Linked DNA regions of Mus musculus: region 2 is linked to region 1. The links are chromatin contacts, found by Hi-C or POLR2A ChIA-PET in ENCODE. All regions are on one chromosome and are shown on one strand. The core of a region is the stretch at or near the end of the contact, and the rest is flanking DNA. Distances in the headings are between cores, read along the strand shown.

What was found. Hi-C counts contacts between places; a loop is a spot of excess contacts on that map. ChIA-PET counts read pairs that join two places held with the same protein, here RNA polymerase II (POLR2A).
Region 2: a loop to region 1 is called in a map of left cerebral cortex, with 5 times the contacts of the local background. The contact joins the enhancer-like site here to the promoter of Pdss2 in region 1. A Hi-C loop is called at or near these places in 1 of 37 maps with a recorded cell type or tissue (left cerebral cortex). POLR2A ChIA-PET finds 5 or more read pairs at or near these places in 1 of 5 experiments (Patski).

Annotation. Positions count from the first base shown.
Region 1 is chr10:43,218,452-43,224,043 of GRCm38, reverse strand. It overlaps Pdss2 (prenyl (solanesyl) diphosphate synthase, subunit 2), which reads right to left and starts at 2,558. Exons shown (of 8, transcript NM_027772.2): 1 at 1,984-2,558. The coding sequence starts at 2,282.
Region 2 is chr10:43,319,045-43,325,007 of GRCm38, reverse strand. All of the region lies in intron 2 of Pdss2 (prenyl (solanesyl) diphosphate synthase, subunit 2), which reads right to left. Gm40631 (a long non-coding RNA gene) reads left to right here. Exons shown (of 3, transcript XR_871611.3): 3 at 4,642-4,810. Among named protein-coding and RNA genes, the nearest start is that of Gm40631, 20 kb to the left of the region's middle. Within about 2 kb of position 2,059, at least 1 of the 3 ENCODE cell types and tissues checked has a DNase peak (open chromatin) inside an H3K27ac peak, as active enhancers do; it is left cerebral cortex, where a contact is called at or near this core.

The DNA.
Region 1 (5,592 bases), core at 1,309-3,808:
ACTAGAAACATAAATATATAACTATCTGAGACTCTGTTTTCAAGTCTTTTAGAAATATACTTAGAGGAAGAATGGCCGAGTCACATGTTAACTCCTAATTTTGGGGAGGATAAAAACTCTTCACTTTGCATAACCCCTTTAGGACTCATTCAGGTGTACACAGTGATATCAATTTTTTTAAAAAAAAAATCAAATTGCATTTGTATTTGAGAGAACACATGCAGGTTTTAACAAGTGTGTATACATGTGAGGCAAGAGTATTTTCTTTATCTTGCTCCATCTTATATTTTGAGACAAGGTCTCTCATTGAACTCATTAATTATGTAGGCTGGCTGGCCAATGGGCTCAAAGGCACAGCCTGTTTCCACATTGCACCCTAATACTTGGGCTACAAAACCCACTTGCACACACTTTCTTGGCAACCAGCTTTTTTGTCAGTACTTGGAATCTAAACTCAGGCCCTCAAGCTTGCACAGTAGGCAATTTAATGACTGAGACATCTCTTCAGCTCCACCAAATAGAGCTTTATGGTTATGGATATATCACAGTTTGATCAACCATTGACCAATAAATGACGTTTGAGTTGGTCAGGTTGGGGCTATCCCAAATACCCACGCTGAGTATCATTCTCTTAATTATCAACATTTTGCTGTCAAGACTTTGGCAAATTTACAGCCAACTTTCAACACTATAAACACCCCTGTATAGATTCTGATATAGACAAGGTGTTTTTTTTTTAATTATTTCTTTAGGATAAATGTTTATGAGTATGATGGTAAGATGTATAATTTAATCTTATTTAATTTAATCTTATAAGAAATTTCCATTTTCCAGATTGGCCATACTGATTTACATACATGCCAAATTTAGTTTTTCTGTTTCTTCACCAGGATGTCCTTCTGTAAATCTGTATTTCATTCCTCTTAACTTTGTGACAGATCTCATAGTAATGTAAATCTGCAATTCTCCTATGGCTAGTGGTTTTGAACATTCATAAGCCCACCTGCCATCTTTTTGTCCAGCTCTTGTTTGCTTTTTCACTTTTGAGTTTGAGAAGGAGTTTCTTGTTTAGCACTGAATTTGCTGGTTTAGCTAGACGAAATGTCCATCACACTGCAGAGATCTCCAGTTTTCACATCCTCAGTACTGGTATGAAAAACCTCCACTTTTGTTGCTGGCGATCCAAACCAGGTTGTAGGACTTGTTCAACAAGTACTTTGGCAAAGACATCTCCCCTAATCCTCTTTGTACTAGTTTTATTCTCATAACTTTTCTGTGTGCTTGAAATAAACTACGAAACATGAGGTATGAGTTGTTTTTTAAGTGATAAATTTTTTTTTAAACCCTAGTGACAAGTTTAACACTAGTCTGGCATTAAGTGGTAAAAGCGTCAGAGGAAACTGACTTCAATCTAGATAGTCCAATACCTGGATATTTGGGGGTTTTTTTGTTTGTTTGTTTTTTGAAACAGGGTTTCTCTGTGTAGCCCTGGCTGTCCTCGAACTCAGAAATCCGCCTGCCTCTGCCTCCCAAGTGCTGGGATTAAAGGCGTGCGCCACCACTGCCCGGAGCTGTCTATTCTGCCTGTCTCTCTTGTCTTAATCTTTCTGTAGGTAAACAGCTTAACTTGCTCTGTAGACCAGGCTGGCCTTGAACTCAGAGATCGCACTGCCTTTGCCTCCCAAGCTCTGGGATTAAAGGCATGCACCACCATTGCCCGGCTCTATTCCATTTTTAAAATACCACTTCTTGACTGTGACTAAATAAGTATACATCTCTGATACCTTGACAAGCCATGAAGCATCTGCATCTCTAAAAGTGAAGAGAAACTGTAAAACACGTTCAAGTTTTTCTTTTACGAAAACCATTTATCCTGGGCCAAGTAGAAGAATGTTAAAGGGACACCAAAGAATACCTTAAAAGTTCAAAAGAAAGTTAGAATCAAGGAACTGGCCAGACCCAGAGTTACCATGGGTCGCTCACCTGGCAGTGGTAAGCAGAGGGTGTCCCGTCCCCACCAGCTTCCGCACCTGCATGGCGATATTGCTGAGCTCGTCGCTCAGCAGGCAGCGCAGGCTCATGAAGGATGCGGGGTAGCCCACGATCTTCTCCGCCTCGGACACCACCTGGTTCCAATGGGCCGGTGACCTGGAGGAGCGCCCGCGCCAGGAGCCCGCCGAGGAGATGCTGTCGAGGGATCTGAAGTACCACCAGTGGCGACTGGGGGGACCTGAAGCCCCGAGGTAACCGGACAAGCGCAACAGCAGCTGCCGGAGGCTCATAGTTTTGAGTCTGAGAGGGTCGGGGACCTGAGGAAGGTGGCCAGAAATGACACGGGAAGCAAACAAGGGCTGAGGAGAAACTTTCAGAATCTAACAGGAGACGGCGATTCCAAACCCTCAGAGAAGTATGGCTTTCTGGAGCCGTAACCAGGAATAACGTTTGCTGCTTCTGCAGCGCAGACTGGCGTAACCCCAGCGGCTGCTCAGAACTGCACTGGATACCTGCGCTGGTAACCACAGCCAGTGCCTACATGGGGGGCGCCATGTTGGAGGCATGAAATGCGGCCTGCCGTAAAGATAGGGGCGGGCTGATGAGCGGCAAAGAGTGCTCTTTACTTTACGGCACAGCTGGGACCTCCCCACTAAGGGGCGGACCCTCAGTGATGACCGGAAGGCGAGAGATGGAAGGGAGCCTGTGCCCCAGGACGTCGGTGTCCGCCCTTTGGCACCCCGCTAGCCCTGGATCTAGGCGCTCTCGGGGTCTCTGCAGCGTTTCTCCCGGCCCAACGCAGAGTGAAGCTTATGTAAATAAATGTCTGTATCGTGGGTCCGCGGCGAGATCGTAGGCCCGTGGCGCAGGCTCGTCCGGAAGCCTTTTGCTCCTGGGCGCCTTAGGCCCTTGGTGGGGGCCGCGGACCCGGGAGGGCGGCCCCGCTAGCTGGGCGACGACGTCTCCTCCGCGGCCCCCCCAGAGCTGGAACGCAAGTGGATCGGTGAGGCTGAGCCCTGCTTCCCTCAGCTTCCTGGCCGAAGTGCCAGGATTTCTGTGAAAAATCCAGAAAATAAGGATGCTGTGAGAATGGAATGAAACGTCGCTTGCTCCGGGACTGAAAATTCACTGGCATGAGTGCATTTCACATATTAGCTCACTTAATCTTTTGTTGAGTTTTAAAGATAATACTATTCCCCGGATTTTAGGGGGGATGGGGGGGAACGGAATGAGGCACAGCCAAATTGTAAGTTGTTATGGTCACATTAAGCAAAATGTGAACCTAGAGGATCTGGTATCTTTTTTTCTCCTCTCCTTTGGGTACTAGGGATAGAGGCCAGGCCTCATGCAGTAATGCTAGGCTAGTGCTCTACTTCGGAACCACATACCCGACCTAACAATTTGGTTATTTGAATACATACTCTTAACCACAACATTAAGTAATATGTTACCAAAAATTCTTTCTCATTGCTAAAGTAAAATTGTCAGTGTGACGACGCTTTCAGTGTTGGATGGAACGTTTTTTTTTTCCCCTAGGCCACAGTGGCCTGAGACTTCTTACTGTGTAGCAAACTGACCTGTAACTTCTTGACCCCATCCACCTCTCAAGTCCTGGGATTACAGACGAGGGCCAGAGGGCCACTCTGCTCTTCGGGTGCCACCTATTCAAGCACGTCTAGCATCTTGCCCTTTCTAATTAGACAAAACAAGTGTTGAAGTCCTTGTTAATCATAAAAAAATTAAAAATTACAAAACCTTAAATTCAATCCCTTGGGAAGAAAAAAGTAACATTAAGATCAGTAATATAAAAATAATAAACGACTTGTTACCTACATTTTACACTCAGGAATGGTTTTTAAAATTCATGTGAGCTTTCAAAATTCATAGTTGGTATTTTTTAAGCTCACATTATGTAAATGAACTAGAAAAACAAAGAGAAATTGTTCACACAAGATGCTTTTAGCCACAGAAGGTTTAGCGGCAAACTCCCTTTGAGTGCCAAGTCTCCTGTGATTTAAAGATTCTGTTTTTGAGCCAGGAATGGTGGTGCTTACAAGCACTCAGGAGGCAGAGGCAGAAGGATCTCTAGGTTCAAGAGCAGCCTGGTCTACATAGCCAGTTCTAGGCTAGCCAGGGCTCCAGAGTGAGGGCTCCATAGATAAAACAGCATATTAATTAAAGGTGAATTATATTTAAAAACAGTCTCCCCATAAGGGAGTTCCTATGTAAGATTCCTAGCAATAAAATCCAAGTATACTACTATGTAAAAATAAATGTAAAAGGTGAAATATTTTATCATTCTAAAGAGTTCTAAGACCTAAGCTGGGTTGTCCAAGGAGAAGGAAGTCAGAAAAATCCAGAGAAAGAGAGAGACTGAGTGTAATATATCGAGCATCTGAGGCTGCTTCTTCAAGATCATGGTACCTTAAGAGTAACTTTTCACACATTTGCTTTAATGAAAATTCACAGTATGTACTTTAATTTCTTCACAAAAGCCAAGTGCATTATTCTCTGGTCTTGGTCTGTTAGCCACGTTTTTGATTATTCATGGGACTTCTGCTCCCATTTACTTTAAATAACCAGCACTTTCCTTTATACTTAACAGTTAAAAGGTTGCATTGTATCTAGTGGTAATCAGTTTTGGAAAATTAAAATGATATTTGTTCTTTAGTCCTCCTGATTTATATATATATATATATATATATATATATATATATATATCCTTCAATCTTTATAGCTAAAGAGATGTCTGAATTTCAAGTGACAGGCTGTGAGGAGTAAGGACATCTAATACCACTAAGAATGCAAAGTAGCACACAGCAGTTAGATAATCACAGTATTGTATACACATTTGCATTATGACCCAGAAATATCAACTCTAGGAACCTATTCCAAAAGGCAAAGTAACTAAAGCAAAAGGTTGTTCATTGCTGTATTGATTTTAATAGAAAATAATCCAGACCTCAAAGTGGGCACTCGAGCACAACTGGACGAAAGAGGATCACCCCTGTATCTTTCAGGATATACATCAAATTAAAAATGCAAAGTACAGAGTAGTATAACACATTTTTTTGTGAAATAGATAAGACTGTGAATGTATTTTGGCATGTATTCTGAACAGGAAGGAACAGAGATCAGCAAGGAGACTGGTAACTATTCTATAATCCTTGGCTATGTAGATTTGGTTTTCAAATCATGTATACATGTTATGTATTCTAAATAATTTTAAATACAGAAGAAAAATCTAATTCCTAGAATTTGAAAATTCACAGAAGCAAATGATGTAACTACATATTAAGTTGCCATGTCATAACCATACCAAGCAAATAACTAATGACTTTTAAAAAATGATATTTTCATCATACGCCGTCCGTAGAATATGTTCCCTGGAAGAACAGAGCTACAAAAAGATCTTTAACTTCATTCTTATGGCTCATAGAAATGTAGATGCTATTACTTTCTAATCCTACATGTTATATGCAGAGAGTTGTTAGGTATGTGGATCTTTCAGAGTAAGTAAAATCCATATAATACTCAAGTTGAGTTAGAAATAATAAGTTCATGACTTTTTTCAAAAATGTTTCTTATGTAGTAATAAAA
Region 2 (5,963 bases), core at 810-3,309, 100 kb before region 1:
CCCAAATCAAATGTTTCCTTTTATAAAGTGCATGGGCTTCATGTTTCATTAAAGGAATAGAAAAGTAACTAAGACAGTGACTCACAACCAGGGGATGCGATGCCTTCTTCTGACCTCTGCAGGTATCAGGTATGCACGTGGTCATACACATACATGCAAGCAAAAGACTCATATATTTAAGATAGATCTAAAGAACATGTTTTTAAATGGCAGTAATAGAATATCTGTCATACTGGCGTGGTAGTTAGATGACTGTAGATATTTCTTAGACAATGATAATCTTATATAGTAAATATAAGCTCACAAAATATTAACTATTACTACTTTTAAACTAATCTTTCTATTTAAATAGTTATAGAGAAAACCTTTCTTCCAATTCTACCACATTAAACTCTCTACTTTTGAACTAATTTGTGACAAAAATAAAATATATTTGATTTATAAATTAAAAGAATCAGAACAGATACAGTTGAGAGAATTAAACCTAGATTATTAAAAAAAAAAACTGCCGAGGCACTTCTTACTGTGGGTCAGGCTAAGAAAAAGGAGGCATAACAAAGAACCTTGTATGATTATCTCTTCTTTTCAAATTTGCTAAAGCACTGTCTAAGGACTCAAAGCTTAGTTGGAGATGGAATACAGTGACAAATCCAGTCAACAAGACAACTATGGAGAGCACACTGTAGTGTCAATGCCATAGTCCGTGATGCCAGAACGGGATTATACAGTCAGTGGAGAGCACACTGTAGCATGAACACTACAGACCATGATGCCCATGATGCCGGAATGGTGTTACACAGTCAGCGGCAACTCCTGAGGGTGGGCAACAGAAGGCTGGCCCTGAGAAGCAGGACACTTGCTGCCTGCTCCCAACCCCATCCCATTCTTGGGGTTACAGCAGGTCTCTGGGGCTACAGGCAAGTAGCTGCTGGTCCTAACAGTTCACTGTCCTTGCCAGACAATGCACAGAGCTGGCAGATGCTGTGCAGGTTGAACACTGCTGGAAAACTGAAGCTGAAATAGGATGGGGCATGGGCTTGGGTGCAATCCATTCCAAGCTCATGTCTGCTCTACAGCTTTCTTAACTGTTTATGAACACTGTCTCAAAAATGCTGTTCTGTTCTACCAAATTTTTACTGACTTCTACAAGCCTAAATAAATGTATCTTCAATGTTTGGGGGTGGGGGTGGGGAAGTAATCTCTCTTCAAAGCATGAAGAAAAGCAAAGAGAACACAAGAGAAGCCGGGCTAGCCGCCTTTCTGGTCAGGGCCCACAGGATTTAGATAAGCTAAAGAGCTGGAGCTGCCATCCTCTGCCAACCGTCATCCGCATGCAGAGACAAAGGAGAAGGACGAGCTCTTACTCTATTACCTAAGCTAAGGAAATGAGGGTTGACAGTTGGGTGTCAGAGACAACAGGAGACTCACTGGCAGTTAGTGATCAGATCGTCAGGCCGGCTTACTGCCTAACTTCATCAGTACCCTTTTTGTCTAGATGCAAGTGCCCTGCTGTGGCCTTTAAACAGAGGCCATCTTATTAATCAGAGCAATCCTACAGAGTTAATCGAGTTTAGAAGAGTAAAGGAAGGAATGAGGCTAACTTAGCCCTTTGCCTTCATACTTCTGAAGAAAAGCCTCGTAGGTGAAAAACGAAGCTTTCTAGCACATCTGACCCCTGCACTACAGAGAGAGGGCTTGGTGGTCCTAGCACCCGGGGTAGAAGGATGGCCTCAGCTACACAGAGAGTTCTTACATTGGACCATGACTTTTAAAAAATATTCAAAGAAAAAAAGATTAAAAACTGTACCTGTTCAGCTTTCCTTGGCCTTAAGTTTAATATAATTTGAGTGGGCCCCAATTGAATTGCCCCTGTATTGTACTTGGCCACAGAAAATGACTAAGGCAGGAGTCCTGAGAGGAGGAAAAGCTGGGGCAGCCATGCTGCCCACACTCAGCTGCCTTATAACCAGCAACTCAGCCTTCTGTGCTTCTACAATCTGATGACGCTCCTTCTCTCCCTCCACCGGGATTCTCTTCAACTGCAGCGATGAGCCCAGGGCCTGCACACGCCACACAAGCACAGCATTCCCACCTCTTCTTCTATTTTTAACAGCATATCTTGAGTTATGTACTCCTGCAGTTAGATACTCAACATGTTAAACAGTCAATTGTGAACACTTCTTCAAACAACATTTGACTTAGATTCTAAGGAGTGCCAGTCAGAGTCATCTGAGAGGAGGGAGCCTCAATTGAGAAACTGCATACATAAGCCCTGGCTGTCGGCAAGCCTGAAGGGTAGTTTCTTAATTAGTGATCCATGCGAGGGCCCAACGCAGTGTGGGCAATGCCACCCCTGCAGTGGCTTTCCTGCATTCTGTAGGAAAGCAGGCTGAGCAGACCAGGAGGAATACTCTAGCAAGCTGCATTCCTCCACAGTTTCCGCATCAGCAGGGATAATGCAGTAGGCAGCACTCCTCTTAGCTCCTGCGTTGCCTCCTGCCTCCCACTCTGACTTCCTTTGATGATGAACAGTAATGCAGAGTGTGAGCCAAATAAACCCTCTCCTGTCCAACCTGCTTCTGGTCATAGCAATAATAACTCCAAAGCCCCCAAATCTAGCATCACCTACTAAACTGCCTGGGTTACCAATAACAGTAACAAGATAAATGAAACAACTCAACTTCAAGCTAGACAGTTTCTTGTAGTCCTAGAGGCTGGAGTTTCACAATCAAAAAGGCAGAAGATTTCAGCTTCTGGCAAGAGTTCCCAGGTTGCAGACTGCCCCCGTCTCAAGTCATCTCTCCGGCACATGCACACGGCAAGAAAGACCTCTTTGTTTCTCTTCTTAGAATGGACAGCAGTCCTGAGACCCCACTCAATCTCTGTTGTTTCCTTAACAGTTCTGTTTCCAAACCCAATCATAGCCGGGTTAGGACTCTAACACATGCACTTTGACGGGCATAACTCAGTCCAAAAAGCCTACGAAGAAATAATTGTGTGGGAGCTTTATAGTTCACCGTATCAAAAAAGTAATAATAGAGCAATACAAGGCAAGATGCAAGTAGAAACAAGCACGCTTTGTTAAGTATCCTGTCTCTTCTTTAAAGCACAGTTCTGACAGAGTTTTATACAAATTATGACTGAGATACAGCACAGTTATTAAGGAGTTTTCATTGTGAGAAAGAAATACATATTACACACATAACCTTTGACAAAGGTACAACAGTTACTAAGGGCACGTGCTTAGAGCAAGAAATATCTGACCTAGATCTCAGACCTACTGTTTCTTGGCTGTGTAGACCCGGGCCACATTACTGACCATCATCCCTAAGGTCCAGCCTTCACCCAGGTAAAGAGGCCTCTGCCGCTGACCCTGCCATGTGGGGCTGCTGGGAAACACACATGAGATGACATGTGTAAAGTGTTTTCAGTGTACTGATCTGAGCTCAATACATGTGGCCTCGTCTGACCACTCACGTTTGTACAGTATGCTGTGGAAGCCTAGAATAGAGTACCTAATATGGAGGTCAGGAGCTATGTCCTTAGGAATAGGTAACAAGTTAGCCAGGGGGAAGGACAGAAGGGATGTCCTCTCTCCCCACAGAAGTGTCCTGGTGAGTGCTGAGCACTACAAGGGTCTGCCACTCTAGTGCAGAAATCACCAGGTCCTCCTTGTCCTGGCCACGATGACACGATGACACGGTCTCTTCACAGGTCTGCCAGCACTACCCGCCCACTCTCCTCGCTCTTACAAGCCATGCTGCCTTTGTCCTAGAAAGGACCAGGCTCTCTAAACCCTGCAGATCTGGTTCTTGCCCTCCATCCTATAAACATGAGAAGAGATGCTGAGCAGAGGGAGTTTAGCTAAATGGCTGAGAGTTTGGGCTCTGAGTATGACTCCTTGGGTTCAAACCCTAGCCCTGCTATGTCACTTTGAGTGATACCTCCTCCCTCCCTCCTCCCCTCAGCCCTGTCCTGTGTGCTTCACTAGCTCCTGTCTGTTTTTTTCTTAAACAAGAATGTTCTTTATTTGTAGAAAGCATTAAAATCTTCTCAACAGTCTCCAGTCACTTTCAACAAACTTCCCTGTATTGCCCTGACTAGTAAACAGTGTACAACTATATTATATCACCTGGCAGCCTCAAGTGCACAACTAAGACAGAAAAAGTGCTTGGAGCACTCAATGGGGAAAGGAAAGGCCAACAGACAAAAAAGCGACAGCGGTGGCGCTACATTCCTGAGCACCATTTCACTCACCTTAAAGTCCAGAGGTGTTTCTCAACTCTCATTAGAAGACAGGAGATTAGAACTAAGGAATCTGAGGACCTTGCACTTTGGAATATGACATAGGTTATCAGTGTCCTTAGACCAGAAGATGAAATAAGTAAGAGGAGGAGAAAGCAGGGCCGGGAAGCAGAGGCTGGAGAGATGGAGACAGAACAGGCTGTGCCTGGGGGAAATAAAGTCTCTGGAACTTGTTTGGGCCCCGGGAATGAAAAGCAGCAGCCATAAGTCTGGGAGATGGATCTGGGATTTTATACCTTCCAGGAGGTAGCACTAGGTCCTACCATGGTAGGCACTGAGTTACCTCCAAGATTAAGCCCCCTGCTTTTAAGAATTGGCACCTTTTTTTTTTGACAGATTCTAATCAACACTCAGAATTGAAGAGTATGTGTCCTAGGAGTGCACCCACCCCAGACGACTGAGCATCTATAGTCACTAGAGGACTACAAAGCTAAGTAAGTCTAGAAAGCCAGACACCAAGTAAGTAATGCTACCATCAGGTGAAGACATTTCCTTGTTCGCTCGCTCACAGCTCCTTAGTCATCTCCTAGAGAGCAGCCATTCTAAGCACAAGTTCCTATGGTCAACTACTGTACCGTCAAACTGGATGGCCATGATCAAAGCCCTGTTGTTTCCCCCTGAGCCTTTAGTGCCTCTGTTACCTGGAACACAGCAGGCAACATGGATGTTATTATTTTTTGGAGGGGCAGGGAAATGGGATCAAAAACTAGCTAGCCATATGCTTTAAGTAAACAAGCAATACCAAACTATGTAGTCACTCAGACAGAATCGCTTATACAAAAAAGTCCTAACTGCAGGCTGGTGAAGCAAAACCGGTTTCTGTAACTCGGATGCTCTGCATCTGGGAAGAGCTGGTTTTGATCTTTCTGGTCAGTTTATCTCAGGCACCAGTGCCGAAGATGGCTCTGCCTTGCAGGGAGAGGCTTCACACAGACACATCTCAGGGTCTCAGGTCCCTCCCACCATGCCAGTCTGCCCACTCTCCATTCAGCTATTTCCTCCTCTTCGTTCTGTTCTTCCTCTTTCTTTCTTCATTTTCCTCCTCCTCCTCTCTGCTTTTGTCTTGCTCTCCGGAATTGTCTTTGTCGTCCTTCTTCTGCTCTGAAGCCTCCTTCTTGCCTTTCTGCTCCCGCCTGTGTGCTTCTAGAGCTTCTTTCAAGGTGTTAGGAACCGCTGGAACTCCATCTCTTCCATGGCTGATGGCATATCACTGGCATTCACAGTCTTGTGCTTTCCTTTCATTGAGAAGTTATTGGCACAGGATGTGGCATATAAAACAAAGACACTGGTGGCTTGGGAGATGGCGCTTCAGGCAGATTTAGGTCCTCAGGCCTCTCGGCCATTGCCTCCGCTGGGGCCCGACCCTCCTTCTCAGGTCTCCAGACAGTTCTGCTGCCTAGACTTCCCTGCTCCTGTCTGTTAAATGGGAATGATAACATCTCTTAGGACTGCTGAGAACTGAGTGAGTTAGTCCACACAAGGCGACAAGAAGCGTGCCTGCCTGGGTGACAGCCCTGGCTAGCGTTGTTCATCCAAATTAAAGGTCTAATTCATAGACGAGACACCCCAAGACAACAGAGAGTGTTAGACAAGAGGTATGATTGTCTGTGTGGGTAGAGAAAGAAGAGAGAATCAAAGGACAAAGAGAAAAAAATTGG